4 separate regions of the Mus musculus genome follow, and all the other regions are linked to region 1. A link is a loop called in an ENCODE intact Hi-C map of the cell type or tissue named here. Cell type or tissue: left cerebral cortex. All regions are shown on one strand. Region 1 holds the start of Glod5 (glyoxalase domain containing 5). Region 2 holds the start of Hdac6 (histone deacetylase 6). Region 3 has its middle 4.8 kb from the start of Pcsk1n. Region 4 holds the start of Gm52419 (a long non-coding RNA gene).

Region 1 (8,000 bases):
TCCCTTTTCCCACAACATTCCCAAGCCTGGTGGGGATGGGGGGGGGGGGCGGTGTGTGTTTGTGTGTGTGTGTGTGTGTGTGTGTGTGTGTGTGTGTGTGTGTGTGTGTGTGGTGGAATATCTTGTGCAGGGCTGGGCTCCGCACTGTTGTTATTCTCTGCATCTTAGGAAGCCTGAATGTATTCATCGCCTTTCTTTGGAGGGAGAGGCTTCTCTGATTAAGGCTGGGAACGGCTTTTGTTCTGGGAGTAGGGACCACATGGAGAGATGCTGAGGCAGAGCTGGAGGCGGGGCAGGAGTGCTTTCCCAGAATCTTAAAAGTATAGTTCTATTGTTTCCTGGCCTCTGGTGGGACTCAAGAACCCTAACATTTGCATCTTTCTTTTTCTTTTGTAGATGAGCCACTTTTTAATCTCTTGGCCAACTCTTAAGATTCACTTTTTCAGTGTGGTGTTCTACAATTCCCACAGGGCATATCTGAATGTTGATACGCTGAATACATAGTTAACGCTTTGTGTATAAAGGCTGCAAAGTTCTCTTGTACTTTTTTTTTTTTTTTAGACCAGGGACCTTGAACTAACAAGACCTCTCGCTTTAGTTCTCTGGTGCTTTGACCCTCTCTCCAAATGTCTCCTTGTTTGTATTTTGAAATCTCTTCCATTGATCCTTTTACCTTTTCTCTACTATTTCCTGTGTCTGGGGGCTTGGAGTTTATAAATAAAATAAAATAAAATAAAATAAAACATTTTGGGCCAGGCTCAGTATTTAATGCATGCTAGGCAAATATCAATCACAAATACTCAATACAGCACCTGTGTGTAAAAAAAAAAAAGTCCCCTCAGGGCCAGGCAGTGGTGGTACAGTCAAGCCTGTATTCCCCCCACTTGGGAGGTATAGGGTAACAAATCTCTGTGAGTTCGAGGCCAGACTGGTCTACTACAAAGTAAGTTCTAGGACAGCCAGGGCTATATACAAAGAAACTGTCATAAAGCAACAACAAATCCACAGCCCTTTAATTAGATTTATAGTATTATTATAAATTATTTTTACGACAGTATCTCACCAGGCAGTAGTTGTACATGCCTTTAATCCCAGCATTAGGAGGTTGAGGCAGGAGGTCTCAGAACTTAAGGATAGCCAGGGCTATCCAGAAAAAAACCCTGTCTCAAAAAACAAGTAAGCAAAGAAATAGCCAATGTTGTATCCCAGGATGGTCTCCATCTTGCTAAATAGCCAAGGATGATCTTGGACTTTCCATTCTCTTGTGTCCATCTCTCCAGTTACCTGCATACTTGGTTTACGGGGTACTGGGGTATGAACAAGGGTGTTGTGTGTATAGGGCAATCTATTGGCTGAGTGATATCCTTTGCCATAAAATGTCATCAGACTTTAATGGAGGAAGCTGGGGAGATGGCGTAGTTAGTAAAATGTTTGCAACACAGGAAGAGGACCTGAGTTCAGATTCCCAGAACCTGTGTAAAAACGTCAGTGCGGCAGCATCTACTCTGAACCCAGTGCTGGAAGGCTGAGACGGGAGTCTCCTTGGGCTCCCTAGCCTTTCTGTCTAGCTAAATCAGAGCTCTGGCCTACACCTGCAGATGCAGCGGATATACATATATATATGTACACACAACACACACACACTTTAATGCACTTGAAGTTTTGAATATAGGGACATGATTACCTTGAAAGTAGTGACCTCCATGCCCAGGATCTTGGAATAAAACATGGTGGTGTCTTCAATGTTCTTTACAGTCATCACAATGTGGTCAAGTCTACAGATAAGACACGGGGAAGGGATCTGGCTGCTGCTTCTCCATAACTAAAATGTAAAAACAACAGCAACAACAATAACAACAACAAAGGAACAAACCTTAAAACTCGGAAAAAGCCAAATTGCCACCAGACACTTCCAAGTGTTCTTCTCCGTTTCCATCACCTGCCCAAGCGCCATGATCCTCCTCATCCTTATTCCAAGGGGAAAACTCCTTCAAGAAAAATCTCTGTAAAGTTGTTGCTCTAGGGGCTGGAGAGGTGTCTCAGTGGTTAAGAGCACTGACTGCTCTTCCAGAGGATCTGAGTTCAATTCTCAGCAACCACATGGTGGCTCACAACCATCTGTAATGGGATCAGATGCCCTCTTCTGGGGTGTCTGAAGACAGCTACTGTGTACTCACATACATTAAATAAATAAAATCTCTTTTTAAAGAAAAAGTGGGGGGAAACAATCAAATAGGGACTGGAGAGATGGCTCAGGAGTTAAGAGCACTGGCTTCAGGGTGCGATTCCCAGCAGCCACGTGACAGCTCCCAACTAGCTGCTCTAACTCCAGCTCCGGGGGATCTTCTCCCCTCTCCTGGCCGCTTAGGATACTGCATACAGGAGGCACACCGACACACTCCCATTCTCATAAAATAATCAAATTAAAGTAAATATTTAAGGCCAGACATGGTGGCACGTTTTTAACTTCCCACAATGCTTGCACTTTCCAGCACTGGGAGCGGTGGGATTAACCTACAGAAGGCAAAATAGAGGGGCCCAGAGAATAACTAACTGGCCTGCCTCCTGTGCATCAGTCTCAGGCTGATGGGTTTGGGGCTGAAGGTGACAAAGTGCTTTAGTCAGGGGCTGGGGTTCCCTTCCTTTTCCTCCTGCTAGAGAAAGGAGAAGACTAGGAAAGTGGAATTTATCTCTTGTGAAGACAAGATTCAGAGCACCCCTCAACCCCCCAGCTCCCTCCTTTTCTGATCTGCAGCTATAGCTGTGGGCTGGGTAGGGCTAGAGAGCCGATGCAGAGGTGAGAGCTCTGACTGCTCTTGCAAAAAGGACTGGGGTTCAACTTCCCAGCGCCCACATGGTGGCTCACAGCTCTCTGTATCTGCAGTTCCAGGGAATCCATGCACAGACACACATCCAGGCAAAACACCCAAACGCACGTCACAAGAAAAGGAAGAGCCGGGCGTGGTGGCGCACACCTTTAATCCCATCACTCGGAGACAGAGGTAGGCAGATGTCTGAGTCTACAAAGTGAGTTCCAGGGCAGCCAGGTCTACACAGAGAAACCCTGTCTCGGAAAAAAAAATGACGCCAAGTGTGCTGCTGTGCCCCTGTAATCTCAACACTTGAGAAGCTGAGGCAGGAGAATGACGAGTTTCAAGATCAACTAAGCACTGCGGTGAGACCTTTTCTCCAAAACAAAGTAAAACTACAGAACGAGGGTATATTGCTGGACCTGGGTTCGGTTTCCTGCACCCACGTGGTGGTCCACAACTGTCTGTAACTGTACTGGCCCCTACAATCACTGCATACACGTGGTACACATGTATTCATTGCAGGCAAGATACTCATACACATAGCATAAAAAATGGGGGTTTTGTTTGTCTGGTTTTTTTGAGACAGGACTTCTCTGTGCAGTCCTGGCTGTTCACACTGACTTTGGAGACCAGGCTGACCTCAAACTCAGAGATCCACCTACCTCTGCCTTCCTAGTGCTGGAATTAAAGGCCTGTGCCACCACCTCCTGGCACAAAATTAATTGTTTTAAAGGAAAAATGTCTGTGCATGCGAGCCATTCAGATATCTACTTGGGAAACAGTCAGTTTCCCAAACCCTAAACCAACCAACTAACCAAAGAAGTAACTAAGGGGCATTCAGGCCCCTGGAAGAGAAAGCTGTATATTTTGTTTTAGGTTTTCCAATCCTATTTGGGGCTCCGTGTTCACAGCTTTCCCAAAGGACCAGAATTTGATTCCTAGTACTCATGCTAGGCAGCTTACAAAGGCTTGTAACCCCCGACTCCACGGGATTTGGTGCCCTCTTCTGGCCACTATAGGCAGCTGCACTAACATACACATGAATTAAAAATAGTCCTGTTGAAAATGTTTGTTGAATCTGTATGAGCGCCCTGTTTAGTTCCTGATATAACTACTTTATGCTTTTCTCCTCGTGTCTATGGTGTAAAGAGAAATTACTAGTATTTTCTGAATCTGATTGAAGCAGCAGCCCTGAACATAGCCGATTTTTATTGCACATTTGCTTTCTCTTTCCATCTCTGTGCTCATCTCTCCCCTCTTATTTATTTTAATGGTTTAAGCAAAGCTGTTCATTTCCCAGTTCCGGTCACTGACTTTCAGGATTTTCTATTTTATTTTATTATTATTTATTTATTTGATTTGTTTTTTATTTTTTTCGAGACAGCGTTTCTCTGTATAGCCCTGGCTGTCCTGGAACTCACCAGGCTGGCCTCGAACTCAGAAATCTGCCTGCCTCTGCCTCCTGAATGCTGGGATTAAAGGAGTGCACCACCACACCCAGCTAGGATTTTTTATTTTTTATTTTTACTTTTGCAATCTGCATTTCTATCTGCATGGTTCCCCCGAAGTACTGCTTTTGGGGCACCCCCAGTGCTGAGGGTCTAGAAAATAAGCTCATCCATTTCTCTGAGTAGTCAGTGCCCTGGACAGCACGGCCTCCCTCCTTTGGTCTGCTCCAGAGTCCTCTTAAAGGTTCCCTCCAGCCTTTCAGGGCCTCTGAGTCTTTTGACCAGCTTCAAGGTCATTGTTTCTCGGGGGCCCTTCTGACACAGCTCTGTCCTGAGTGCCTCATGGGCATTCTCCAGGAACCACCTTTGGGTGTCTCTACGTGTCTGAAGCTGAACTGTCTCCCCAGTGAAGCACCCAGAGAGAGCGGCCAACCCTTAAACCCGAGCCCTCCACAAGCCCAAGCAGGGCTTCTGCTGCCCTCTGGTTATCTTTAAGAAAAGCCCAAGGAAGCTAAAGCCACAAGGGTGTCCCTGAGAAGGAAAGCAAGTCAGCAGACCCAGGTTGGGTACCCCCAGCCTGGTCAATACTCATGCCCCAAAGCCTCCACGACCCCACACTTACCTGACTTTCAGATGTTGGATCACACATCTTTCCTGGTAGACTGGAAGGCAGGTAGGTTGGGGCTGAGGCTGGCTCTGTGCCTGGAGATCAAGGGGCAGGAATGGGAGGTGCTAGCTGAGGACATTGGGTGTGGACAGAGGCAGGAGGTGAAAAGCAGGAAGACTAACTGAAACTCGGGGTACAGCTTAGTGGTACAACAGTGCTGAAGAAACCCTGGGTTCTACTTCTAGCAGTGCAAAACCAAGCCAAACACTGCCAGCCTTGAGAATAAAAGTACAAATATAAGTGCTTCCTCTTTTGAGGAGCTGAGGGTCTTGATAAGTTGTTGAGATTGGTCCCTAATGGTCCTTCTCTGTCAACTGCCAGATGTGTCACGTCCTGCTAAGCAATCATCCATAAGAACACAGAAAACCAGGAAAGCACCCATCGAGAGTGTTGAGACTAGCAGTGCCCTATGAGAGAGCTCCGATCCACCTTGTAGTGTGTGACTAGGATGGAGTGTCTGAAAGAGTTGCTTGTGGGTCTGCAGCTGAGTGAGGATTCTTTTAAATGGCTATGGGTGTTTTGCCTGCTTTCATGTCTCTGCACTACATTCATGCTTTCCGATTGCAGAGGATAGAAGATGGCATTGGATATCCTGGAACTGGCCTTACAGACAACTGGTTGTACGCTAGCTACCACATGCAGATTGGGAATCAAACCTAGGTACTCCAGAAGAGCAGCAGATGCTTTTAACTGCTAAACCATCTCTCTAGTCCTGAGCTAAGATTTTTTTTTTTTTGAAAGGGGGTCTCGCTGTATTTGAAGCCTCACAATTCCTATCCACGCTTGGTCCCCTCCCCACCCCACCACTATTTGCTTCGCTTTCACAAGCTTTCTATCTATGGGTTACCTATCAGGACCAGGGTTAGGTGAGTCTGAGATTTTTGCCTCTGGGTACATACCTGGGTGCCCTGGGTGTTATTAAACATATGGTTTTCCTTTAAAAATTATTTCCAAGGCCTATAATCCTAGCTACTCAAAAGGCTGGAGCAAAAGGAGCAAAAATTTGAGGCCAGGGTACTGGCTTAAAGCTTAGGAGCTCTGGCTATGCTTCCAGAGGACCACAGTTCAATCCTCAGCCCCAACATGGTGAGGGCTATAACTCTAGTCCCTAGGAATCCAACTCCCTCTTCTGGCCTCCTCAGGCAGCGTACATCCAAGTGGTACAAAGACATACATGCTAGCAAAATATGTCTGCCCATAAAATAATGTTTTAAAAAAATTCAAGACAACCTGGGCAAATCATTAAGATCATCTCTGAAAATAAAATTTTAAAAAATTGCAGGGGTTGGGGATTTAGCTCAGTTGTAGAGCACTTGCCTAGCAAGTGCAAGGCCCTGGGTTTGGTCCTCAGCTCTGGAAAAAAAAAATGCTAGGGACATTTAGCGTTAGCAGTAGCATGTTTGCCTGGCTCCAGGTTCAATTGCCAGCACAGGGGGGCGGGGGGGGGGCAAGTTTTGTAGAGCCAGGCTGGAGCACAGATCTGCAATTCCAGCCTCCGGGAAGCCAAGGCAGAAGTGTGAGTTCCAGACCAGCCTGGGTGACAGAGTAAATTCTATAGTGAAACTCTATCTCCAAAAAGGCTGGGCATGTAGTGGAGCTCAATGACTCAGTAGTAGACTGCCCTGGCAGTACCAGGCTCTGGACTTGATCACCAGCATGGGAAATAAAGATGCAAGTGAGTGCCACCTACTTCTAGGGACTACACAGGTCATCCCTGCCCCATCCACAAAGTGACTATTTAGGGGGGCTAGAGAGATGTCTCAGTGGTTAAGAGCACTGGCTGCTCTTCCAAAAGTTCTGAGTTCAATCCCCAGCAACCACATGGTGGCTTATGACCATCTGTGATGAGTTTGGATGCCCTCTTCTGGCATGCAGGTGTAATGCAGACAGCATTCATATATGTAAAACAAATAAATCTTTTTTAAAAAGTGGCTTTCATTGGAGTCAGTTCCAGCTGTTTAGTTTTAGATACTTTCCTGTGGGCTCATGAGCATGTGGGCTGTGTGTGCTCACATCTGGCTTTCTTTTGCTTGTCTTGTAAAGGGCACTTCACTCTGCATGTGGATACACAGAGCGCTTGTATTGTGCATTGTACTTAGTGGATGCTCTGTGTCCAATAGGAAGCCAACATCCTCCACAGCACTCAGCAACAGTCATTGACTATGAATGGTGCTTCTTTGTTCTTTTTGAGATGGAGTCTCTTTATGTAGCTGCCTAGGATGGTCTTTGGCTCACAGAAACCTGACGTATAGGTGGGTATTTATTAGATTTTCCCCACTAAGGCTTCTCTTCAGTTTTAGGCTTTTTTTTCTAAATTAAATTTTAAATGTATGCATATGTGTGTGTATGTGCCACATGTGTGCAGGTGCCCATGGAGACTAGAAGAAGGTGTCAAAGCCCCTGGAGCCAGAGTTACAGGCAGTTTCAAGCTGCCTGGCGTATAGGTGTTGAGATCTGAACTTGGGTCCTCTGGAAGAGCAGTAAGCACATAACCTCCGTGCCACAAATCTTTTGCCTTTCACAGGGTTTCCTCATCAGCCCTATAAGCCCTGTGTCCACTGCTTCGTGCACTTATGTAAAACTGTCGGGTGTGTTACTAAGGATACTTCCGAGGAACAGAACCAACATACTAATTATTTAAAAGCACTAGCTCATATTATTATGGAAGCTGAAAAATCCCGTAAGCCACCTGAAAGCTGGGGACCTATGACAGCCAGAAGGACAATGAGAGAAGTTCAATTAGGGTTAAGAGAACATTCCAGCCATCCGGCAGAAGGAGCATATCCCCCTTCTTCTGTTTTTTTGTTCTATTCAGACCAGACCCTCAGTGAGTTGGACAAAGCCATTCACAAAGATGGAGGGCCATCTGCATAGACTTCAACACACCCAGAAATGATGTTTAACTGGGGCATCTTTCATCCCAGCTAATATGACACTTAAAATTATCCAGCAAAGCTCACCTGTGGTGGTTTGAATAAGGATGGCCCTCATAGGTTATTTGAATGCTTGGTCATCGGGGAATGGCACTATTTGAGAAAGATCGGGTGTGGCCTTCTTGGAGAAAGTATGTCA
Region 2 (8,000 bases), 70 kb before region 1:
AGCCAGGCAGGCACAGGAATATGAGTTCTGGGGACCGTGGAAAACCAGAGAGAAAGAGTTAGAGAGAGAGAGAAAGCATGGCCCTAACTATTTAGCTCTTCATTCCCACAGTGAGGTTGGCATGGATACGGTAGACACCCAAGACTTGCTGCCACACCCTGACCCCACAGTTCTCATCCATACCGGATGCAGATACACTGAATCATAGGTTTCTGCCAGTACTCGAAGCTCCCCTTCATTCATGTACTGGGTTGTCTCCATCAGATCAATGTATTCCAGGCTGGGGACACAAGATAGAGGAAAGATTTTACAGCCCTGGTCCCTCCGCAGACAGACCTCGCATTAAGTCGGGCCTCCATAGTCAACCTAGGGGGTTCAGCTGGGGTGCAGGCTGTAGTCCCTTTTTCTTCTCTAGCCTCTCCCATCTCTAGTTATATATTTAGTTCCTCGAGACAGCCATTAACTTGAAATTCTAGGCCTCTGACTAGATAGTTAAGAGTTCTGTTGATTCTCCCTTTCCTCTGCCCTTCTCTTTGCTGGACTCACCCACCTTTTTGCCTCTTGGAACTCAGCTCAGATATTCTCTCTGCGAGGCTAGTTATTCTGTGAGCCACATTGTACCAGGCCTCTTCCTTTGAGTTTCTAGACTCCCCCAGGACTCATTCTGATCATTCTGGCAAGTATCTGCCATCAGTTAACGAACCAGATTATAATAACACGAGCCCTTCACAGGCTTAAGATGCTGTCAGGTACCTGATACACACACTGACCCTCCTGAAGGACTTAAGATTTCTTTTTCTTTCGGGATTGGCTTTTTCAGACAGGGTCTCATAAACCCAAGTTAAACCTGCTATGTCGCTGAGGCTGTCTTGATTTCCTGATTCGCTTGTCTTCATGTCCCAAGTGATGACATGTACCATCATACTTGTCTGGAACTTAGGGGTTTGTGTTTTTTTTTTGTTTTTGTTTTTTGTTTTTTGTTTAAAGCAATAACATATTCAGAGAGGCTCAGGGACGTGCCCAAGGCTGGCCACAGAGTCTATGGGATTCCTTCAGTCTGTCCTGGTTGAGCCTGGGTATCCTCCTCCCCACCCTACCAAGCTCCTAAGTTTTCACCTGTGAACCAACATCAGCTCCTCCTTCTCAGCGAACCGGGCCTGGGGAGGCACAAGGAAAAAAAAGGGGGGCTAGAAGCCAGGCCAGGCCTAGGTCCTCGCAGGCCCGCACCCACCATCCGAAGGCTGTGGAGGAGTCACCTGAAAGGACACACAGCGGCCCAGGAGGCCCTCCAGGATCAGTTGCTCTCTGATGGCATGGAGCCGCTCAGGGCTTTCAGGGAAGCTGCAGGAGTGGATGGAATCACGCATACACACAGATAGGCAAAAGTGCTAGGGAGCATGTCTGCTCTTGTCCCATCTCCGCCCCTCACCCCCATAGCTGCTCACCCCTTACCGGCAACATCAGCCTTTCTTTGTCATTTCTGAAGTCTTTATACTTGTTTTCTCCGCTACCATTCACGCTGTTGGAACCTCCAGTCTGAGCTGTCTGCTCCATCATCTTTATGAGAACCCCTCTCTGCTTCTATACTTATTCCCCCAACAGCCCCTCCTGTATACTGAGCCAGCCAGTGGTTAGAATTCTACTACTCAAAACCCTTTTGTAGCTCCGACTATGTTCCCGGTAGAAGCCAAACTTCTCATCACACCGAGAAGGGCCTAAGAAAACCCGAATCTGTTCCCATCCCTATTCTGACTCTGTCTTTCTTACCACACCCCTCCTCTTTCACCTTGTTTCCCTGCAATGTGTTCCTTGCTCTTCAACGAAACCACATTGTCTTCAGCTAGGCCTGAGGACTTCAACGGTCTCTCACGCCTGGAAGTCTTTTCAGTGATGACTCACGGCTCAGTCCTTTAGCCTCCTCCAACCCTCTGTATCTTTGCTCAAATGTTAGCAATACCCCCTAGCTATTGTATTCCAAAGGGAAGCACCCCTTCCAGTCAAACCTCACTCTCCCTCCCACCTGAGCTCCTCCACTCTAACACTGGAGAGGTCACCTCTTGGTTACTTTTGAAGGCAGCTTTGTTTACGGCTATAGCCTCAACAAATGTACCATAAAGAAAGCCTCTTGACATCATGAGTTAGTTTTAGGTCGGGATGGGGGAAGACGGCTACTATATTTGCAAATATCAGTGTAATGATTAACAGACAATGGCAGAGGCTAGTAAAATAGCTAAGAACAGATGTGAGAGAGGTAGTGGCCAGTCAAAGGCTTCTGTGAGTCTCCATAGTTGTGAAAGTTCAAAGAGGAATCAGTCAAGGGTAAAGACCCAAGGCGAGAGGGTGACTGGCACACTGAAAGACGAGAAGGTGGCCAGCGTGCGTTAAGTGACCTGGAGCTCGTGAGGAGAGGCCTGGCTGAACAGGTCACAAAGGCCAAATCCTGTGCAACCTTAGAGGCCAGTCTAAAGAATGCCGACTTTACCTTAAGAGCAAAGTTCTGGCCTTGAAGTATTTTAAGAAAGGAAGGAAACGTCATCTCAAATGTATTTTTTAGGCTTTAATGCGAAGGCTGGAAGCAGGGGACCAGGGGGAAGAAGTCAGATAGCGAATCTATTTTAAAGATAGGGCCAAAAAGAATAAACAGATTTCTTTAAGAAGTAGAGCGCAAATAAGAGGTTTTTTCAGCATACATGTCTCCTTCTCAAGGACGGCTCCTGCTAGTTAGGCGAGGACCCTCTAACAATCTAACGTCTAGCCAAGTGTAGTGGCTCGTTTGGGAAATCTGAGCACTCGAGAGGCTAAGACAGGAGGCTTATCAAAGGTTTGAGGCTGACATAGACTACATAGTGAGTTCCAGGCTGCCTAGGCTACAGAGACCTGGAGTGCCCAGTCATTTGGTCTTCATTGAACAGTTTATACCGCTGTTGGGGGTTTAATGATCTCCCTGCACACTCACCGGCCAGCGGAGAAGGGACTTTTCTATTGCTCACATCTATCACTAAGTCTCGGCACACAGGAGACTCTTGATAACTGTTTATTGGCTTAACAGAGAAATCTTTCAAGAATGATCCCCATCTCCCTAAATCACCTGCTTCCAGACTACAGGCTAGAAGCAGCAAAAATTCACTCTTGTTTGTGAGAAGAAAGGGGCACTTGTGGAAATGTTCTAGTTTGGGGATCATTTGGAGGTGCCAGCCTCACCCACCTGTCATCCCAAAGGCAATGGAAGTCATTTAGTTGTTCATCAAACACCAATCCAGTACCAACTGGCACTCTTGTCTCAGGGTTCAGATCCTGCAGGGGCAAAGAAAAGAAACCCAGATTCACTCTGGACTACAATCAGAGAAAACACTTCATACCATCGGTCCTGGATGGGGGGGGGGAGGGGGGGGAATCACTGTTTTGTTTGGTAAAGAAGGCCAAGTTGCAGCCAGGTCTCTCTCACCAGCCCTTGAAGCCCCACAACTAGGTCCTCTTCAGCTGGTTGGCTCAGCTTCTTCATTTTGCCTTTCTTCTTTACCTCCGCTAGATTGGGGCTGGAGTGGGGTACAGCACACTTCTTTCCACCACGCTTCTGCCAATCAGACAGAAAAATCAGAGTCTGGACATGGCTGGCTGGCTTCACCCTCCACCCCCCCCCCCCATCAGGGCAGGTCTGGGGCCTCACCAAGGTGGCGCTGGATTCCTGAAGGGGTGACTGGGGATTGTGCCTACTCTTTCGCTGTCTAGTAGAAGAATCTTGGCCGGTGGAGGTCATGGCTGAAGAGCCTCAGCTCCTGGAAAGGCTCTAGCAAAGGTGTAGTTGGTGAGGCAGCTGGAGTGTCCAGAGGACCCCACATCCCTGTCCCTTCCTCGGCCCCGCCCCCTAGTCTAGATCGCAGCCTTCACCGGGTCCATTCCCGAGCCTTCTAAACCGCCCCCACCCCCCAGGCCATCTTCTGCTAGAGGAAACCTGGTCCTGTCCGGTCCCCCTGGACCTCGCTGCTTTTATCCGATTCTCTTTCCTCATTTTGCCTATTCACTAAACGAGGTAACCCCAGGCTCAATCAGGCTCTTCTTAGGCCTGCCCTACCCAATCACCGCCCCCCCCCCATCCACTTCCCACATCCTTTCATACCTCTAATCTGCGCCCGGAACGCTTGGCTTCTGCAACCTGCCCGCTTCAGCCTATTTCCCCAGAAAAATCACCCACCTTTCTAGTCCGCCAGACCGGGCTGCCGCGGCCTCGGCAGCACCTTTAAAGACTCACTCAACTCCACCTCCTGCAGGGCCGAACCAGCGCCTTCCACTCGCGCAGATCTCGCCCCGAGCTTTCCCCGTGCCCCGCTGCTCCGAGGACTGCCCCTTTCGATCAGAATCCTTCAGACCCCACCCCCTTCCCAGACGCCTACCGTTTAACCAGGCTCCCTCAGCCCCTTCCAAGCCTCCGCCCATCTCCCGCCCAGCCACCGACGCTGGCCAATCCTTCCGTCCCTACTCACTGAGCTCTGCCTCCTTTTCAAACTCCGCCCTAGGCTCACGCCGCCAAATTCCCGGCGACCTGTGTGGCCCCGGGCACCTGATCCCTTCTTTTCCATTGGGCTGAGCTTTTTCATTTGCCCGCCCACGTCCAGCCCCCAACATGGATTCAGTCCGCCCACAACGCTTCAGGCGCAAACCACACCTCTCGCGAGCTTGGCCATGGAAACTGATCATACTGCGCCTGCGTGGGGTGCTACTCCCTAGTTCGAGACCCGGATCTGCCCCTAGCGCTACCACCCCTCCCCACACACACGCACGCACACCCCACCCCCGCATTCGCCGCTGCGGTCGTTCTGACTGGCTATGGCTGCCAGTCTCAAGTCCAGGCTAGTCATCCTAGGAGACCTACGGATCCACATCAGTTGTGTTGTGCAGTGATTCGAGAACAAATCAAAGAAGCTAGATTCCCGAGCTGCTTTTGGCGTTGACGTAACTCGCGCCTGCGGGTGACTAGTTGGAGATAAACGCTAATAATAGACTTTGGCTGGTGGCAGCCAAAATGAGCGTGATAGTAAATGCTGATAAGTTTCTGAGCTGGTGGCCACTGCGATGGTATTCAAGAAGCATCCCCAAATGTTAGCTATTAATGTTCTGCAGCGGAAATGGGGACTGGAAGGAGTCTCTACGAGGTGAGGCAGGGGTGGGGCTGCTCACTATGTCAGAAAGCCCGACTTTCGTGAGGTAGTTTGCATTGTAAAGCTGCTCTGTAGACTACACACACGGGGACTTAGATTTAGATCTTGGACAGGTCACAGTTCTGTCCTGTTTCCTTACCTGGAAAATTGAGATGCTAGTACCAAGGCCAGAATGGACTTTCGAAGGACAGTGTCTCCTGAATGGGAGCTCAGCCTACCTGTCCCCCTCCACCGAGTCATCAAACTTACAGCATGTGGTGGACCGAGGAAGGAAAATTGTCCCTGTGACTCTTTGAGATGGCCATCCCTTCTAAGTATAAATCCCACAGGTGGCCGAGTTGTCCTGATCTCCCCATGTCAAGGACATCGTTTCCTAAGGACCTGTTGGCAGAGACCAGAAAGAATCCATCTGGAGTTCTGCATCACTGACTAGCAAATAGATTGACAGTTCCATACTCCAGCAGCCAGACCCTCTGAACCTCTTGCAAATGCCAGTTTCAGTCCTCCATGTTCTCAGCACAGAACATGTTCTCAGCACGGGCTATCTAAATCTACACACACTAAAGAAAATAATAATAATACCTAAAAACATTCTAGGATGGTGATGCCCGCCAGCCGAACAATAGAGACGGTTCCTGCACAACGGGGCTCAGTAAACCTTATAAAAGCTAAGATTGCAAATAGCTTAGGCTTTGCATCCACATCTAATCTTTATGATACACTTCCTTTCTTTTAAAAATGACCTTGCTTTCATGTCCAGGCTGCTTAGAACTTCTGGCCTCAAGGGATCTTCATGTCTCAGCTTTCTGAGCAGCTGGGCAACACTGTGCCCAGTTAATCTTTCTTAAACAAACAAACAAAACAGCAACAGTCATTTGGGTTTTTTGTTTGTTTTGGTTTTTCTTTTTGGATTTTCGAGACAGGGTTTCTCTGTGTAGCCCTGGCTGTCCTGGAACTCACTCTGTAGACCAGGCTGGCCTTGAACTCAGAAATCCACCTGCCTCTGCCTCCCGAGTGCTGGGATTAAAGGAATGTGCCAGCACTGCCCAGCTTAATAACCATTTGGTTTTTTTGTTTGTTTGGTTGGTTGGTTTTTTTTTTTTTTTTTTTTTTTTTTTTTTTTTTTTTGAGACAGGGTTTCTTTGTATATCCCTGGCTGTCCTGGAACTCACTTTATAGACCAGGCTGGCCTCGAACTCAGAAATTCACCTGCCTCTGCCTCTCAAGTGCTGGGATTAAAGGAATGTGCCAGCACTGCCCAGCTTAACAACCATTTGGGGTTTTTTGTTTGTTTGTTTGGTATTTTTTGTTGTTTGTTTGTTTGTTTTTGAGACAGGGTTTTTCTGTATATCCCTGGCTGTCCTGGAACTCACTTTGTAGACCAGGCTGGCCTCGAACTCAGAAATCTGCCTGCCTCTCCCTCCCAAGTGCTGGGGTTAAAGGCATGCGCCACCACCACCCAGCCAACCATTTGTTTTAAAAATTATATTTGTTTACTTATTTTTTTCTTTAACACTGTTTATTAGCTTTTGCATCTAGGCTTCAGGGAGGTGACAAAGTGGCAGTGGTAAACTTGGGGATCTGGTCTCCTCAAAGCACCTGCCGCTCTACCCCTGATCCTTGAATGGTTGCCAAGCGGATAACTCCTCCACTGGAGCCTTCGTGTTTTCTAGCCAAAGAGAGAGCATTGGCAGTGAACTGCAGACATTCGTCCTTGGTCGTGCCTTCAGGATGGATAGCACCAACATAGTCATAGATGTATGAGCTTCCGGAGGCTCCGGTGGCAAAAGATTGTCTTACCATCATACCCTTCATGGGTACAGAGGACACCTGCCCTCCTTCTTGAGGGTCCCAGCCTACAATGATGATTCCTGCCATCAGATCTTCTCTGCACCGGTAACACATCTCCTTAAAGAGCCTGGCAGCCATGTGTACTAGTGGAGAATTGTTCAGTTCAATACTGTGGAAACCAAGCTGGTAACTGACAGCATCTGCTACTGCTCCGGTATCAGCTGCTGAGCCTGAGCAGCAGCAGATGTAATCATAAATAGGGGTCAGCTTGTCAGTCACTCGATTGGCGATGTAAAACCCAGTGTTATTCTGGAGTCTGCTCCTAGAACCACGCCTCCATTAAATTACAAAGCCATGATCATGGTCCCTGTGGAGACTTCTCAGTTTTCCCAGTCTGGGGTGAGAGCCTCAGGCCCAAAGACCACTGCAGATCCCGCTCCACGAACAGCTAAGGCGGCCGCCATCTTCCTCTGCTACTTGTTTACTTATTTGTTGAGACAGGGTCTCTCCATGCAGTCCCACCTGTACTGGAACTAACTATGTAGACCAGACTGGCCTCCAACTTACGGAGATGCATGTGTCTCTGCCTCTGCCTCTGCCTCTGCCTCTGCCTCTGCCTCCGCCTCCCAAGTGCTGGATTAAAGGCATGTGCCACCATGCCCAGCATACTTCATGGATTTTGCCTGTGTGTATGCCTAAGGAGGCAAGAAAGGACACTGGATCCTCCAGGAGGTGGAGTGAGAAGTGTTTGTGAGCCTTTAGATGTGGGTGCTGGGACTCAAGCACTGAAGGCATCTATCTCTCTAGTTCAGCAACTTAAAACAGTACTTCTCAACCTGCGGGTTATGACCCCCTTGACAACCCTCTCTCTCTAAAAATATTTACATTATCTATCATAACTAGCAAAATTACAAAAAGCAAAGAAAATGCCTCCGTAAGATCAGGCTGTAGGCAGGCCTGTAAGGCTTTCTTTGCCCCTCTCTAAATGGTTACGTTTCTATTCTTGGGTACTTAGAGGACAGTTATTTGTATCAATCTTTTTTCTTCTTCTCT
Region 3 (8,000 bases), 100 kb before region 1:
TTTGTATGATCAGGCTCTGCTTATTTACATGGTGCAAAAATCAAACCCAGGTCCTCCTGTGTGTTAGGTAAGCATTCTCCCAATTGAGCTATGTCCCCAGCTCTCAGATCAGCTGCACAGATTTCTCCTGTGAAATGCTGGTGACAGCTGTGGAAAAATACCAGTATATGTATACAACTAAAGGGAAACAGCAAATAGTGGAGGGGTCACAGGTAGTGACATAGAGGCACTTGCTTGCCCTTTGGGTTCAGGGGCTGGACTCACAGGGCATCAGGCCTCTATCACGTGCTGGCCAGAAATGGTGGCACACACCTTTTATTCCAGCATGTACTAGGTAGAGGTAGACAGATCTCTGAGGCCAGTGATCTCCATAGCCAGTTTCAGAGCAGTCAGAGCTATAGACTCTCCAGAGTTAAGTAAACCTAGACCCTTACACCAGACAAGTACTTCCCCACCGAGCTATGCCCTAGCCCCTCACCTCTAATTCCTCCAGCTCCTTTATGCCATCTCTTCTGTCTAGGATTTCTGAGGCGTTCTTTCAGTTTACTCCTTCCGGAAGCTTCCATGGCTTTCCTTCCTTAACCTCTGGTCTCGGTTCCGTCCCTCGCGTCCCATTTGTTCTCCCTGGCTCTCTGCGTGGCCTAGATCTGCTATCTTACAAGAAGGCCTGTAAAGGGGCTGGCCAGATGGAGCAGCAAGTAATGGGACTTGCTACCAAGTCTGAAGACTTAAGTTCAAGGCCTCAGAACCCATGTAGTGAAAAACAGAACCAGCTCCCACAAGCTGTCTTCTAATGTCTACATGTGTGTTGTGTATGCACTAATATTTAGAAAAAGTTTGTTTCCAGACAGGGTTTTTCTCTGTGTAGCCCTGGCTGTCCTGGAACTCACTCTGTAGACCAGGCTGGCCTCGAACTCAGAAATCCACCTGCCTCTGCCTCCCAAGTGCTGGGATTAAAGGTGTGCGCCACCACCGCCCAGCTGGAAAAAGTTTGTTATGGTTGTTAAAAAGAGAGGTGTGAGGATCCCGAAGGAGCAATGCGGTCTATCACTTGTCTCTGGAGTGAGAATCACTCCACACACATGCTCAAGGAAAAGGCTCTGGAGGGCTGCACACAGGAAAACCCAACAGAAACCAGGAGAGGAGGGAGGGAGGAGAGGAACGGAGAAAAGAATAGTAACATGACCAGACAAGGTCATGAGCCTACTGATCCCGAGACTAAGGCAGGTCCCAAGGTTCTAGCTGGTGTCACCCCAGATCTGAGTGATTGACATAGACTGAAAGTTAACATTTTAATCATCCTGAGACTGTAAGAGGGAAAGCCCAGTTCAGCTTTTTTGAGACAGCCCTTTTTCTGTATAGCCCTGGCTGTCCTGGAACTCACTTTGTAGACCAGGCTGGCCTGGAACTCAGAAATCCGCCTGCCTCTGCCTCCCAAGTGCTGGGACTAAAGGCGTGTGCCACCACGCCCGGCCAGTTCGGATCCTTATACTCCTTCCTCCTTATCAATCAGAACAGAACACTTAGGGCCAGATGCCTTTTGCCAGTTCCCAGGTAGGTGTCTTCTAATCAGTTCTATCCTGAGTACAGGGTACTCAGCCCTAGACTCCACCCCCACCACACACACACACACACACACACACACACACACTTCCCTTGTTAATTACAAAGCCCTGGGGGGGTTTCCTTGGGTTTGATTGCCCCACACACACACAATGGCAGGGGGTTCCGTGGGGGAAGGGTAGCGTCAGACAGCACTCTCTTGTGAGCTCTCAGAAGTCCTTACCTTTACATTTGGTTAGCATGCTAGAAGCAGGCTCCCCAAGCCCTCCTCAGTTTGAATACAGTGCTAGGGCAATACTTTACCTATGCTTGCCTACGTATTATACTAGATGCTACAAAAGATACTGATTAAAACCCAAATGAAGAGATGGATAGGATGAGGGTGGGGACAAAGAGATCTCATGCCCTCTCCAGGAGTGCCAGACTCAAGGAATTACTGTGTCCAGCTAAGCATAACCCCTTGGAATCCAGTCTTTTTTGGGCCTCAGTTTATGAATACAATTCATTATAACCATGGATCATAAACATAACCTTTAGCTAGTCTCTAGAGAAGTTGGAGGTAAGCCCCAAGTTCCAGTTCTCCAGTTCCATCTGGTGTCTAGTCACCCAGCCCCCACCCTAAAGGTGGTCAGTCAACAGCTTACTCATTAGCATATAACAAGATAATCATTGTTTTGAATATTCCAAGGATTTTAGGAGTTGCATTCCAAGAAACAAAAGACCACAACCAAAAAAAATGTATTTTACAAAAATCACAACCATAGGGGCTGGTGAGATGGCTCAGCGGGTAAGAGCACCCGACTGCTCTTCTGAAGGTCCTGAGTTCAAGTCCCAGCAACCACATGGTGGCTCACAACCATCCGTAAGGAGATCTGACTGGTGTGTCTGAAGACAGCTTCAGTGTACTTACATATAATAAATAAATAAATATTTTTTTAAAAAAAGAAATATCTCTTGGAGCTGGAGAGATGGCTCAGCGGTTAAGAGCACTGACTGCTCTTCTGAAGGTCGTGAGTTCAATTCCCAGCAACCACATGGTGGCTCACAACCATCCCTAACAAGATCTGGTGCCCTCTTCTGGAGTGTCTGAAGACAGCTACAGTGTACTTACATATAATAAATAAATAAATCTTAAAAAAAATCACAACCATAGAGTGTGGCTTTTCATAGAGTTGAGCTAAAAGCATGAAACAAGTTCCCATTGTGAAAAACAACTGCCATTGCCCATCTCTGGAACTCTGGAGCTCCTGTGCGTGTGTGTGTGTGCGTGTGCGTGTGCGTGTGCGTGTGCGTGTGCGTGTGTGTGTGTGTGTGTGTGTGTGTGTGTTTTGAAACAGACCTCCTGTAGGGCAGGCAGACCTCTAGCGACCTGTGCAGCCATGGATGGCCTTGTGGTGCTGATCCTCCTGCCGCTACCTCCTGGGTATCACAGTGCATCTGGGGATCAGAACACACCACCCTGGAGAACCATTTGTGTGGTGCTAGGGAGAGAAGAGTTCAGAGTTCGGGGGGTGGTAGGCAAGCGCTCCATCAACTGCGCTATATCCCAAGCCCCTGAAACATTTGACATCGTTTTTTATTGCACTGTTGGAGATGGAGTCCAGGGCCTCAAGAGTACTAAACAAGTGCTCTATGTCAAGTTAAGTTCCCTAACTTTTCCTAGATCTACTTTAAGTTTGAACCTTACTTATCTACCCATGAACACGTGAGGTGCCTCCTTTTGTGAGCTATTTATAATGCTAATTTGAATAGTCAACTATAATTTTTACAAGAATTCATACATTAATTATATATTTATTGTTTTTTTTTTCTTAAAATATTCAGCTAGAGGTTTAGAGGTGTAACTCAGTGGCAGGGTGCTTATCTTACTGACTTGAGACCCCAGGTTTGGATCCCCACAATACAAAAAAAACAAAAACAAAACAAAACTGGATTTGGCGATTGTATTATAATTGTCTATCAGTGCTGAGGGCTTGCCTACCAAGTGGGACTCCTAGGTTGGATTCTCTAGCACCACAAAATAATGTGTATCAGTTTGGAAAGGAAGCAGCATTTTGCTCTAGCCCTAGTTAGCCGGGAACTATGTAGCCCTGGCTGGTCTTCTTCTAAAGAAAGGCCTTCTTCTGCCTCTGCTTCTCAGGTTGTGGAATTACAGGTGTGAGCCATGATTTCAGGCTGAGAATATAAAACTGAAGACCCAGCTCAGTGATAGAGTGCTTGTTTCGTATCCTCGAAAATCTGAGTGTGATCTCCAGGGTGCTTGCTCGTGCATACAGAAACACAGTAACTTAATATTGTGACCTGGTATGGTGTGCTAACTTGTACGTCCAACTATTTAGGCCAGAAACAAGCACTACTTGAGTTTGGTAATTTAGGGCAAACCTGGAGAGAATAGCAAGAACACGTTTCATTGTTTAAGGGATATAAGAAAGGTTTTATTTGGGGAAGTAGCTGGACAGAGGGAGCAGTGTTTGTTTGTTTGTTTGTTTGTTTGTTTGTTTGTTTGTTTGACAGCCCTGGCTGTCCTGGAACTCACTTTGTAGAGCAGGCTGGCTTTGAACTCAGAAATCTGCCTGCCTCTGCCTCCCAAGTGCTGGGATTAAAGGCATGCGCCCCACGCCCGGCTGTACACTATTTTTTAAATTGGGTTTTTTGAGTTGTTCTAGCTTATTGAGTTGTTTATAAATTTTGGACATTATTTTTTAAAAATGATTTATTGAGCCAGGCGTGGTGGCACACGCCTTTAATCCCAATACTCGGGAGGCAGAGGCAGGCGGATTTCTGAGTTCGAGGCCAGCCTGGTCTACAAAGTGAGTTCTAGGACAGCCAGGGCTACTCAGAGAAACCCTGTCTTGAAAAAAACAAAAAACAAAAAAGAACACTTTCAAAACAATTTGTTTTTGTTTTTGTTTTTTTGTGCACCACCACGCCCGGCACAATTTTTATAATATATAATTGTTTCATCAAAGTTTTATGAAATGTCTGTGTTCAAATCATTTTTAAATATTTCAATAAAATTTTTTAAAAAATTAGACTACCACAAATCAACTGTCTATAGATTTCCTTTATCCTAGACATTTTTCATGTCTTCCCCCCCCCCCCTTTGGTTTTCTGAGACAGGGTTTCTCTGTGTAGCCCTGTCTGTCTGTCTTGGAACTCACTCTGTAGACCAGGATGGCCTCAAACTAAAAAAATCTGCCTGCCTCTGCCTCCCAAATGCTGGCTTATATGTCACTTTTATTTTAGGTATATGAGTGTTTTGCCTGCATGTATGTATCTATGTGTACAACATGCATTCAGCGCCTGCGGGGGCCAGAAGAGGGCAGCAGCTTCCCTAGAATTGGAGATACAAAGGGCTCTGAGCCACGGGAGTGCTCTAGAAGAGCAGCAAGTGCTCCTAAATGTGGAGTCTTCTCTCTAGCTCCAGTATGTAGATGGGGGGGGGGTTGTTTTACTTTGTTTTTTGAGACAGGGTTTCTCTGTGTAGTCATGACTGTCCTGGAATTCATTTTGTAGACCAGGCTGGCCTCGAACTCAAGATCTGCCTGCCTCTGCCTCCTGAGTGCTTGGATTGAAGGTGTGCGCCACCACCCATCTTACACTAGTTTTCTATTACTACAAATCTCAACTTGTAGTCAGGACAGAGAAGAAACCTTAGGTTGCATCCCCAGGACTACGAAGCAACAAACAATAGTAAATAGGCAGGGTCTTTTGGGGGGGGCGGGGAAGGGAGGTCAGAAGTAAGGGTTTAGGGCTGGGATGGGAAATTGGGGCTCAATAGGAAAGCATTTGCTTAATATGTTCAAAGCCTTGGACCCCATTCCCACCCCTCCCGAGATGGATGGGGGGCGGGAGGGAGGAAGGGAGGAAGAGAAGTCAGGGCTGACTTAGTTGTGTTTCCTACTAAGATTCTCTCAAAGTGGAGTCACAGTATTGGTTGGGACTACAGTATCATCTGAGGCACAACCAGGAAAGTAGTCACTTCCAAGGTCTTTAGAATTATAAAACATATAGAAAGGAGAGCTTCAGTTTCCTACTGGATGCCCAAGGAATCCTTAGCCCATTATGCCTTAGCTCCTATAGTCCAGCCAGAGAGCTTGTAACCTTTGCTATTTAAGATGCCATAAGTCCTAAAGAGCAAGTTCCAGGGCAGCCAGGGCTACAACAGAGAAGCTCTGTCTCAAAAAACAGACAAACAACAAAAACAAAAAACAAGATACCCCAGTGGCTGCTTGCCTTATCAAGTTAGGAGTCTCCTTAGCAAAGGGTTATTTCATCTTATCGTTAATATATACGTTTGTTACATATAACCTGCTACTTGTAGTCACATATACACTCGATGGGACTAGATTATATAAGTAAAAGACATGGACACCAAGAGGTGGGGGAAATGGAAGCCATCTCAAGTGTGTGTCTGTTATATTGGTGTTTAATCCTCAGGTCCATAAAGAAATACACTTTTTTTTTTGTATGTGATTTGAGGCAGAGTCTCCTATGCAGTTCTGGCTGGCCTTGCTCTTATGTAAATCTAACTAGCCATAGACTTGCAACAGCACCAGTCCTTCTGCCTTGGCCTTCCAAGGGCTGGTATTACAGCTGTGTATGACCAAGCCAGACTTTCATAAAAGTAGCCAGGAAAGGATTTGCATTGTGTTGTCATCTGTGATCCTGGGAACATACAGACAAATCAACAGATCAGCTATCTATGCCTTAGACCACAGAGGTGCATCTTTCTTTTGCCCATTTTTTTCTTTTAGATAGGGTCTTGTATACATTCTAGGCTGTGCTGGAACTCACTATCCGCCAGCCTCAGCTCCCCAAGTGCTGGAATTACAGGAGTGCACCAGTGGACTGGCTCTTTGCTTCACTTTTATTATTTATTTTACTTGTTTTTAGTTTTTAGTTTTTGAGACAGGGTCTCTCTGCGTAGCACTGGCTGACCTGAAACTCTCTACGTAGACCAGGCTGGCCTTGAATTAACAGAACTTCCTGCTTCTACCTCCTGAGTGCTGGGATAAAAGGGGTATGCCACTATGCCTGGCTCTCCTTCACATTTAATCTATGCCATGTCATCATATGTTGTTTTAATTTCACTTTATTTTTTTTAGTTTTAATTCTCAATGAAAATATATAGATTTTTGCAGCAGCGTGTTCTAATCATAACTTTATTTTCCAGTAAAGGAAGATATAGCAACCACTGGTTCTGTATCCAGAACGACGCACTGTCAGCATTGCCCTCTCCAGGGTTTCCCCCTTTGGGATACACACACTGATTTTATCAGAATCCTCTGGGTTTGGTGCTGATGTTCAAATCCAGCTATAGAAATGCTTCACTAGTGAGCTACATTCCCAGTCTTTGATGGATCATTCCAGTGTTTTGGGTTCTTGTGGTTGTTGTTTGGCTGTTCTTTAAGAACATGGTTTCTCTTTGCAGCCCAGATTGCTTTGGAACGAACTTTCTTTCTTTCTTTCTTTCTTTCTTTCTTTCTTTCTTTCTTTCTTTCTTTCTTTCTTTCTTTCTTTCTTTCTTTTAACATACATTTATTTATTTGTTTGTTTATATGTGAGTACACTGTAGCTGTCTCCAGATGCACCAGTAGAGGGCATCAGATCTCATTACGGGTGGTTGTGAGCCACCATGCGGTTGCTGGAAATTGAACTCACGACCGTGCTCTTACCCACTGTGCCATCTCTCCAGCCCAGCTTTGGAACTTTCTATGTAGACCAGGTTGACCAGGAACTCAGCAGAGATCTGCCTGCTTCTGCCTTCTGAGTGCTGGGATTAAAGGCCAGTGATAGCACGCCCAGCTGATGGTTTATTTATTTGTTTTATTTCTATTTTTCTTGGTGAACTCCAAGCATGAACGTGCTCTACGAATAATCTCTATCCCGCTCTACCTCTCCTGATTGAGACATTATCTAGCTGCTAGATATCCTTGAACGCCCTGTGTGGCCCAAACTGACCTTAAACTTATGACCCTCCTGCCTCTGCCTCCTGGTACCAAGGAAGGTTACAGGAATGTGCCAACCATTCCTGGGTTGGGGACGTTTTGTCTCTTCCTATGGTGGTGGCATGGAACTCGTGTTTATGCTTTACCGCAGAGCTTGGGCTTCTCTCTCCAGCCCCCTTCCCTCTTGCCCCACTGGGGATTCGTGCTGGGCAAGACCCCTTTGATGGAGCTACCCACTCAAATCCCCCTTTTCACTTTTGATTTTGCGATAGGATCTCATTACATTGTACAGGCTGGCCTTAAACTATTTGTGTGTTTTTGCTGGTCTAGAGCCTGCTTTGTGTGGGGCACAGCATTTTATGACTTTAATCCCAGCCCTCAGGAGGCAGATCTGCACATCTCTGTCAATTCAAGGCTAGCCTAGATTACATAGTAAGTTCTTGGACAGCCACGGGGCTATGTAGAGAACTGTTCAAAGGAAAAAAG
Region 4 (8,000 bases), 55 kb before region 1:
CTCTCTCTCTCTCTCTCTCTCTCTCTCTCCACTATATGTATATCATTTGCTTTGTAGCCCTCAATGGCCTTGATTTCAGGACAATCCTACACTTCAGTTCTTGCTCAGTGTTTCAAAAATGTCCAGTTTATGTGTCGTCACACTGTGTCAACGATAGCCCAGTCATGCACAAGCACACCTTTACAGCCTTCCATGTCTCCTCACCTGTTATTGCACGCACAGCTCCACATGCTGTTTTACCTGCAACTTGATGACACCCTGCCATCTCCCGCCACCTCATCCACAAGTAATCAGTCATCCAGCATCTTACGATGACATATGGGGCCACCTGGATGCCGTCCACAAGGCTTCAGATACACAGTTCCGTTGGTGCATCATGAGTTTCAGTTGTGACATATTATACCTGCAACCTCATCCAGTAGTCATGTGTGTCATTCGGATATTGTCATCAAAGAACCATAGACACCGCTCCATGCTCCACTTGACACTGACATTTATTTAACCAAATACCAGCGCATGTCTCCAGGTGGTTTTATTTTACAAAATCTTTAAGGGTGCAGGGCAAGGAGATGGTTGGGCTGTAAAGGCCAGTGGCTCTAAGAGGAGGGAGAAACGGGCACGGTAGCACATGCCTGTAATCCCAGCACTCAGGAACTGAGGCACAAGGATCTCAAGCTGGAGCTTAGTCTGGACTACATAAGGAATTCAAAGCCAGCCTAGGCTGCATAGTGAAACCCTGTCTCAAAACAACAACAACAAACCCCACAAAACAAAACTGAAAGGAAGGAAAATGTCAGGCATAGCAATACATGCCTGAATCTCAGTACTCGGGAGGTAGAGGCAGGAGAATGGGAAATGTGGGGTCACCCTTATCTACATAGTTCATAGCTACATAGCTACAGAAGATCCTGTCTCCAAAAAAAGGGGGGGTCTCCTCTGCCACAAGGTCAAGGCTATTCTGTGTACCTTCAAGAACTGAGTGGGGCGATCACGCTGGTGCTGCTGGTGGTAGGTGCAGGACCGGTGGGGAAGGAGGTTGTAGGCGATCCCAGCAGAGGTCCAGGAAAAGGCATAAGATGGCTGACAGGCCCTGACAGTACCACAGGTCCTAGGCCCTGATAGAGGTGGGCAGTACCTGCAGTGCCCAGTGCCAAGCCTGAGGCCACCTCCCCACAATTCCCACTACTGCTGCTACCAGCTACCACCATGAAGCCACCAGCTGGTCCTTCAGCCGCTCCCGCTCCAGCCAGATTCGACCCCCGCTTCTTTTTCCCTTTGCCAGATGCCTTGCGGTTCCTCGTCTGGATTCCATCTTTCCTCATGGTCAGTGGGCGGTTCACCTGTAGAAACGGAGACCACCACAGGGGTTACCAGCTCCAGCCCTTTGTGCTGATGTAGCTGGGCTAGGGACAGTCTCTTAACACCACTTTGTTAAGAATGGGGAATTAGTTCAATGGCTAGAGTAATATACCCAGGGTGTGCTAGGGAGGTGAGACCTGTGCTTGTGTGTGGCCCTGATCTCAGCTCAGAATATCCTCCTACACTGGTAAGAGGTAGCCAAGACTCAAATCACGGGAGGTGGCAAGGAGGAAAGAGAGGACAGATGGAAGGAGGCTTGAGGTGGAAGCCGTGGAAATTGGGCAAGGAGGCGCAAGTACACAACTTCTGAGAAGAGAAAGAGGAGCAAAGAGGGAGGAAGCAAAGGCAGAGGAAGACAGCTCAAGGTAGATGAGGGCTGGATGAGGAGCCGGGAGTGTGCTTGGAGGACAGGAAGCAACATGGAGGATAGCATACCTGATGGAGCTTGAAATAGAGGCCGCAGGCATTGCATACCGGATCTCCGCTGGCATTCCTCCGCCAGAGTGTTGTAGTGGTCGTTTGACAGTTAGTGCATTGGGTGCCTGCCCGTTTGCTGACAATCTGAGGAATAAAAGGACAGGAGATTAGTGCTGGGGGTAGGGGAGAGGTAGGATTCGGGGACAGGGCCTTACAGGGCCTGAGAAAAGAGCTTAAGGGATGAGAGTCCTATTAAGGAAAGGCTTCCTATCTGGGATAAGAAGTTTATTCATCTATGTATCTATGTATCTGTGTATTTATCTGTCAAGACAGGCTTTCACTGTGTAGCCTGGCTTTCCTGGAATTTTCTCTGTAGACCAGGCTGGCCTTGAGCTCACAAGAGATCCACCTGCCTCTGTCTCCAGTTCTGGGATTAAAGGCATGCACTACCACTGCCCAGCAAGGAGTTTCTTTTCTATAGCTATGCAAGACTTCTTCTATCTCTAGTTTTAGACTTTGACCACATATCAGAATGTCTTGGAGGAAGACAGGGGTGTAACCCTGGCACTCAAGAGACAGAGACAGGAGGACCATAGCAAATTAAAAACCAGTATCGTATACATAGCTCCAGGCCACCCAGGGCTATATAGCAAAGCCCCATTTCAAACAAAAAACAAACCAAATCTATCAATCAATAAATCAGACAACAAAACAAAACAAACACAAGAATCCCTTGGGAAGCTGTAAAAATTCCTGGCCTTGGATGGGAGTTCTAGGTAGGTAGCGGGGTTCCTGCATGGGAAAGGGATGGATGGTCCCTATGGGGAAAGGATAAGGAAGAGGGCAAGTATAATAGTGCCGGGACCAGTATGAGTTGGGTGGCGTTCTTTTTTTTTTTTTTTTTAAGATTTATTTATTTATTATATGTAAGTACACTGTAGCTGTCTTCAGACACACCAGAAGAGGGAGTCAGATCTTGTTACGGATGGTTGTGAGCCACCATGTGGTTGCTGGGATTTGAACTCCGGACCTTCGGAAGAGCAGTCGGGTGCTCTTACCCACTGAGCCATCTCACCAGCCCAGGTGGCGTTCTTAAATAAGTCTTTTTTAAATTTTTTTGGTTTTTCGAGACAGGGTTTCTCTGTGTAGCCTCGGCTGTCCTGGAGCTCACTCTGTAGACCAGGCTGGCCTTGAACTCAGAAATCCACCTGCCTCTGCCTCCCAAGTGCTGGGATTAAAGGCATGCACCACCACTGCCCGGCATTGGATGGGGTTCTTGTAGGATGGGAGAACATGGGTTCTTGTCTTGGGCAGGAACAAGTCTCCAGTCCTATCAGGCCAACCTGTGGTCTTACTTACCATTCGCTTCTTGGGCCGGATGAGAGGCCGGTTCTGACCATTCATCTTGTGATACAAGCCACAGGCATTGCACAGGTAGTGACCTGTCCTGTCCCTCCGCCACAGTGGAGTAGCCGTTGCTCCACAGTTCACACACTCTCTGGCCTCTGGTAGATGGAGAGAAAAGGAAGCAAGGCTCGGTCAGCTTAGCTATGTCTTGAGCCACCTAGCCCAACTCAACCTCCTGGTCCCTTTTTGAAAGCCTCACCACAAGGGGCCAATGGCAGGCTTCCATGAAACTTGGGGGAAGAATAGGCTGCTGAGCTGAGAGGGCTCCCAGTGGGAGAGAAGAAAGGACTGGGAAAGTCAGCTCCCCCGTAAGCACTGCCGGTGACAGGGAGCGATGCAGGCAGTGCAGTCCCCAGCGTCAGGAGGTCTGGACTCAGCCGCTCCGTCTTCAAGGTGTCCAAGAACGTGTTGTTGCTCTTCCCTTCCTGGTCTTCCAGGGCCTGGGAAGGGGCATCCTCATGGCTGGGGCACACAGTTGAGGCAGGGTAGAGTGCCGTCTTGCCATAGGCCCAGCTAGCATAAGGTGAGCCCCCAGGAATTCCCTCCATACTGTTGAGCAGTGGATACACCTGAAAGACTGTTGAAGGGGTAGAGAGGAAAAGGAAAGAACAGCAAACCTTAGGTAGTCCTACTTTTACAGTGAAATGGTGTTCGTCTGTCCCAACATGGTGGCTAGTTTTCTGGTCTTCCTACAATAGTCTCTTGCTGCTTGGGTGACTTCGGAGTTCTATGTCCCTCTGGTCACTATAGCAAGGACGATCCCCTCCATCCCTTTTTGATATTGAGACCAAGAGGCTGCAGGTCAAGTGACAAATAAGACAGCTTCGTACACACTTCCAGCCTGGCTTCTCCGTGTGCTCACTACAGTATGGCAGACAGAGACGAGGATTGGTACAAATGGGGCGGTACACCTATCCACAGAGCTTCTAACTCTTTCCAAGATGACCTCACAGAACTGTGAACTAGCTAACCATCTCTATGGCAACCCTGACAGCTTCCAGCCAGTGCCAAGGCAGCCACCCAACAGTTACCTGGGGAGTGTCTGTAGGCCTCAGCTTCTCTGTAGTAGGCCAGTGCTGATGCTGCGGCCGTGGCTGCATTTGGGGAAGTGGAAGAAGATGCTGCATCCAAACCCTCTGGCCCAGAGGAAAAGAAACCTGTGGAATCTGATGGTGAGGACACCAGGGCAGAATCCACAAACTGGGGCAAGGGTTCTGAGGTCCCCAGGGCCCCTAGACCAGGAAAATCCATGGGAACACTGGGGTTGAACCTGTGAGGACAGAAAGGGTTGTGAGACACAGAAACATTCTCTTCCCTCCTTTCTTTTCTTTTCTTTTCTTTTCTTTTCTTTTCTTTTTTCTTTCTTTCTTTTTTTTCGAGACAGGGTTTCTCTGTGTAGCCCTGGCTGTCCTGGAACTCACTCTGTAGACCAGGCTGGCCTCAAACTCAGAAATCTGCCTGCCTCCACCTCCCAAGTGCTGGGATTAAAGGCGTGCGCCACCACCGCCTGGCTCTTCCCTCCTTTTTTTTCTCTTTCTCCGAATCTGTCACTGAGACTCTGTGTGTCTCCTTTTGGGCTCTCAGATTATTTTTCTCCCCTTCCCTTCCATCCCTCCCTAGGCTGTCATGTCTCTTGTCTTCTTCCATCATCCTTTGTCCCTTTCTCCCATCTTCCTCTGATCTCTCCCCATCCTCCTGTTGCCTCTTGTCTGTCATACCTCTACTACTCCATCAGTTTGCTGCCTCTGAGTCCCTCTTCTTCCTCTCCTATCCCTCCTCCCATCTTCCTCATCTCCAGGTCTCTCCAGGTCTTCCTTCTTCCCTCTTTTCTTCCCCTTTTCCTCTTTCCACTGTCTTGTATTCCCTTCCTTTCTCTGTTGGTCCCTTCCCTCGCACCTCTTTCCTCCTGTCCCTCCTTTTCATGTACCATATTTCTCTTCCTCTTTCTGTGTCTCCTCTTTCCTTCCTCCTTTACTTTCCTTCTAACCTTCCTCTTTCTCCTCCTCCGGCAAGCCTTTGCTTCTCTTTCTCCCATTCTTCAAGGCCTCCTCCATTTCCTCTTTTTATTCTCTCTTCCCCTTCCTTTCTTTCCTTCTGCAGAGGCAGAATGCAGGACCAAGATCCCTTGGACCCCTTGACAGCTCCCATAGGAGTTTGGGGTTCACCCTTCTGTGCTCCCCAACTTCATCCCTATCTGTTGTATCTTGCCATCTGACTTTCTCAGAAACCCCGTGGTTTCCGGCTTTATCCCCTCCCCCACTTCACTTGTGTCTGCAGACTGTGGGCCCCGTTAGTTCCTCCCTGTTCTATGGGGGGGGGGTCAGTACTCCTGCCCCCACACTGCTTATCTCTGCCATCCCCGCCCAACTTTTGAAATCACCCCAAAGCTACTGGCTTCCTCTGAGAAGAGTAACAGGTGGGTGGGGACAAGGGTCTGTTTTCAGGAACCTTTGAGTCTCACCACTCCCAGACCTCAGTTTCCCCATCTGTTCTATTGGAGGTGATACCTGAAGAGCTGAGCACCGATCCTTTCCCTCTGTCTACACTGCATGGCTTTTTCTATAGCTCTGTCTCCTTGGGTCTCTCCCTCCATTTCCTTTCAGGGCTGACTGTGTTTCTGTGTTTCTCCTACCTTTCTGTGCTTTACCTTTGAAAACAAAGATTTTATCTTTATGTGCTTCTGCAGTCAATCAGTCAGTCAGTCAGTCAGTCAGTCAGTCAGTCAGTCAGTCTGTCTATCTATCTATCTATCTATCTATCTATCTATCTATCTATCTATCTATCTATCTATCTGGAGGTCAGTGGACAAACATGGGTGTTGGTCCTTACCATCCACTTCCTTTTTAAAGAGGGTCTCATATTTTTCCACCGTGTGTACCAGGACAGGCCTGTGAGCCTCCAGTGAGTCTTCTCCATCTCCCATTTCCCTAAAACTGTGCTGATGTGCCTGCTACCATGTCAGTATGGGTTCTACACATTAGATCCTTATTCAACAAGTAATTTATCCTTGGAGCTCTCTCCCTAGACTTCTAGGGTGTATCTTGCCCTCTCTTCCTGTGCTTTTATGAAATTGTGTGTGTGTGTCCCACTGCCTTCTTTGGCCGTCCATGTCTATGTTTCTCTAATATCTTCCCATCTTTCTTTATATTTGTTTATGTCTTTGTGTCTTTCTCAGCTTGCCTTCTGTGTTTCCGCTCTTGCTTTCTCCTAGACTATGTATTTCTTCTAGACTATGTATTCCTGGATATCTCTCAGTCTTTCCAAGTCTGTATCTCCCTCTGACTCCCAGTGCCTCTTCCTCCTAGTTCTTTTTCTGAGCCATGAATTCTTACTATTCTTATATCCTCAATGTGCCTTACTACACACAGCTCGGCGGCAGGGAAAAGGAGTCAAAGACCGTGTCTCTTCCCTGATGGGCTGATGGCTCTACTTGTAGGGGGATGGGAGAATACCATCTTCTCTACCCATGGGTAGATCGGAAAAGGCTGAGCCCAGGCTTGGGGACCATGCTGGGGATAAGACACTCCTGACTCTGTCTACCATCCCCTTCTTGAGCTCAGAATCTCCACCTATTTGGGCAGTGGCTGCTCTCTCTCTCGACTCTCAGCTCACCTTTCCCCTCTTTCCTCTCTCTCTAATTCTGTCTCTCTTTCCATGATTCATTCTTCCTGTCTATTTTTCCTTCTTGCCTTTCTGTCTCTGCCTTCGCCTCCTTGTTTTCTGCCCATGACTCTCCTCTTCCTTCTCATGTGATCAGCTTGCTTGCTTGCTTTCTTTCTTTCTTTCTTTCTTTCTTTCTTTCTTTCTTTCTTTCTTTCTTTCTTCCTTCCTTCCTTCCTTCCTTCCTTCCTTCCTTTTCTTTTCTCTCCCCCCCAAAGACTGTTTCATCTTTGCATGTTTTATGCCTCTTGCTTTCTCTCTCAGTGTCTCTGTCTCTTGCTCCCAGTTTTCTTTTTCTTTTCTTTTTTCTTTTTCTTTTTTGGTTTTTCGAGTCAGGGTTTCTTTGTGTAGTCCTGGCTGTCCTGGAACTCACTCTGTAGACCAGGCTGGCCTCGAACTCAGAAATCCGCCTGCCTCTGCCTCCCAAGTGCTGGGATTAAAGGCGTGCACCACCACTGCCTGGCTCCAGTTCTCTTTTTGTATCTCTTCTCTCACTGTGTGAGGTTGGCTTCCTGTCACCAATTCCTCATCCCCTCACCCACCCTCCGATTCCCCCTCAGGCCTCAGGGCCTGGACTTCTCACCTTTGGTGGGTGCAGAGCTACCCACCCCTCCTGAATCAAGGGCCCACCCCCCACCTCAGTTATCACCCTCCGGACAGAGATAAAGTTTATCTCCAGGCTGGGGGATGTGAGAAGTCCTTATCAGCTGCCTCAGTAGAGAAAGTGCTGCTCTAACCAGGAGGCACAGCAGCTGCACCTGCTCTCCCGGGCCCAGCCCCTCACCCCAGGTAACTGCCCTACCCAGCCCTCAGCAAGGCTACGTGGGGCCATTGGAGCAGAGGCAGGACCTGGGGAGCAGATGTGGTAGTTAGGAGGTTAGAGGTAGAGTTTGAGAGTCAGAAGTCTGGGTATATGGCTGTGGAGTTTAAGGGAAGGAAAAAATTGGCTCGACTTCTCTGACCCAAGTTCAGAGATCTGTTTGGGGTTTGGAAGTAGGTTAGGAAAACAGATGAATTTAGGAAACCAGAGGTAAAGTTTGACAGTCAGCTGCCATGTTAGAGATGTACTTTAAAGGTTCGAAATGAGCCGGGCGTGGTGGCGCACACCTTTAAACCCAGCACTCAGGAGGCAGAGGCAGGCGCATTTCTGAATTTGA

Evidence for each region. Hi-C counts contacts between places; a loop is a spot of excess contacts. Peaks named below come from ENCODE experiments on the same cell type or tissue, not always from the same donor. Only the 100,000 strongest peaks of a DNase experiment are listed, where the experiment ranks them.
Region 2: a loop joins it to region 1, with 2.3 times the contacts of the local background. A loop is called at or near these places in 4 of 42 quality-filtered maps.
Region 3: a loop joins it to region 1, with 4 times the contacts of the local background. A loop is called at or near these places in 37 of 42 quality-filtered maps.
Region 4: a loop joins it to region 1, with 2.5 times the contacts of the local background. A loop is called at or near these places in 4 of 42 quality-filtered maps.

Annotation. Positions count from the first base shown.
Region 1 is chrX:8,013,534-8,021,533 of GRCm38, forward strand. It overlaps Glod5 (glyoxalase domain containing 5), which reads right to left and starts at 4,959. Exons shown (of 4, transcript NM_027227.2): 1 at 4,884-4,959; 2 at 1,685-1,822. The coding sequence starts at 4,910. The region is part of intron 2 of Gm39488 (a long non-coding RNA gene); the gene reads left to right. In left cerebral cortex, CTCF peaks have their summits at 3,820 (motif pointing left) and 6,810 (motif pointing left); a DNase peak (open chromatin) is centred at 3,798.
Region 2 is chrX:7,943,458-7,951,457 of GRCm38, forward strand. Hdac6 (histone deacetylase 6) reads right to left here and starts at 4,432. Exons shown (of 29, transcript NM_001130416.1): 1 at 4,193-4,432; 2 at 3,668-3,787; 3 at 3,446-3,574; 4 at 3,206-3,294; 5 at 1,257-1,341; 6 at 1,117-1,157; 7 at 184-280; 8 at 1-27. The coding sequence starts at 3,757. Gm39488 (a long non-coding RNA gene) reads left to right here and starts at 4,688. Exons shown (of 4, transcript XR_878039.3): 1 at 4,688-5,150. It also overlaps the pseudogene Psmb6-ps. In left cerebral cortex, no CTCF peak of the experiment used is centred here; a DNase peak (open chromatin) is centred at 4,567; H3K4me3 peaks cover 1,676 bases; H3K27ac peaks cover 468 bases.
Region 3 is chrX:7,910,977-7,918,976 of GRCm38, forward strand. No RefSeq gene overlaps it. Among named protein-coding and RNA genes, the nearest start is that of Pcsk1n, 4.8 kb to the right of the region's middle. In left cerebral cortex, CTCF peaks have their summits at 4,896 (motif pointing right) and 7,182 (motif pointing right); a DNase peak (open chromatin) is centred at 4,888.
Region 4 is chrX:7,958,789-7,966,788 of GRCm38, forward strand. It overlaps Gata1 (GATA binding protein 1), which reads right to left. Exons shown (of 6, transcript NM_008089.2): 2 at 4,215-4,453; 3 at 3,383-3,760; 4 at 3,136-3,281; 5 at 1,795-1,920; 6 at 472-1,340. The coding sequence starts at 4,434. The coding sequence ends at 969. The region is part of intron 2 of Gm39488 (a long non-coding RNA gene); the gene reads left to right. Gm52419 (a long non-coding RNA gene) reads left to right here and starts at 7,531. Exons shown (of 2, transcript XR_003953043.1): 1 at 7,531-7,632. In left cerebral cortex, no CTCF peak of the experiment used is centred here; no DNase peak of the experiment used is centred here.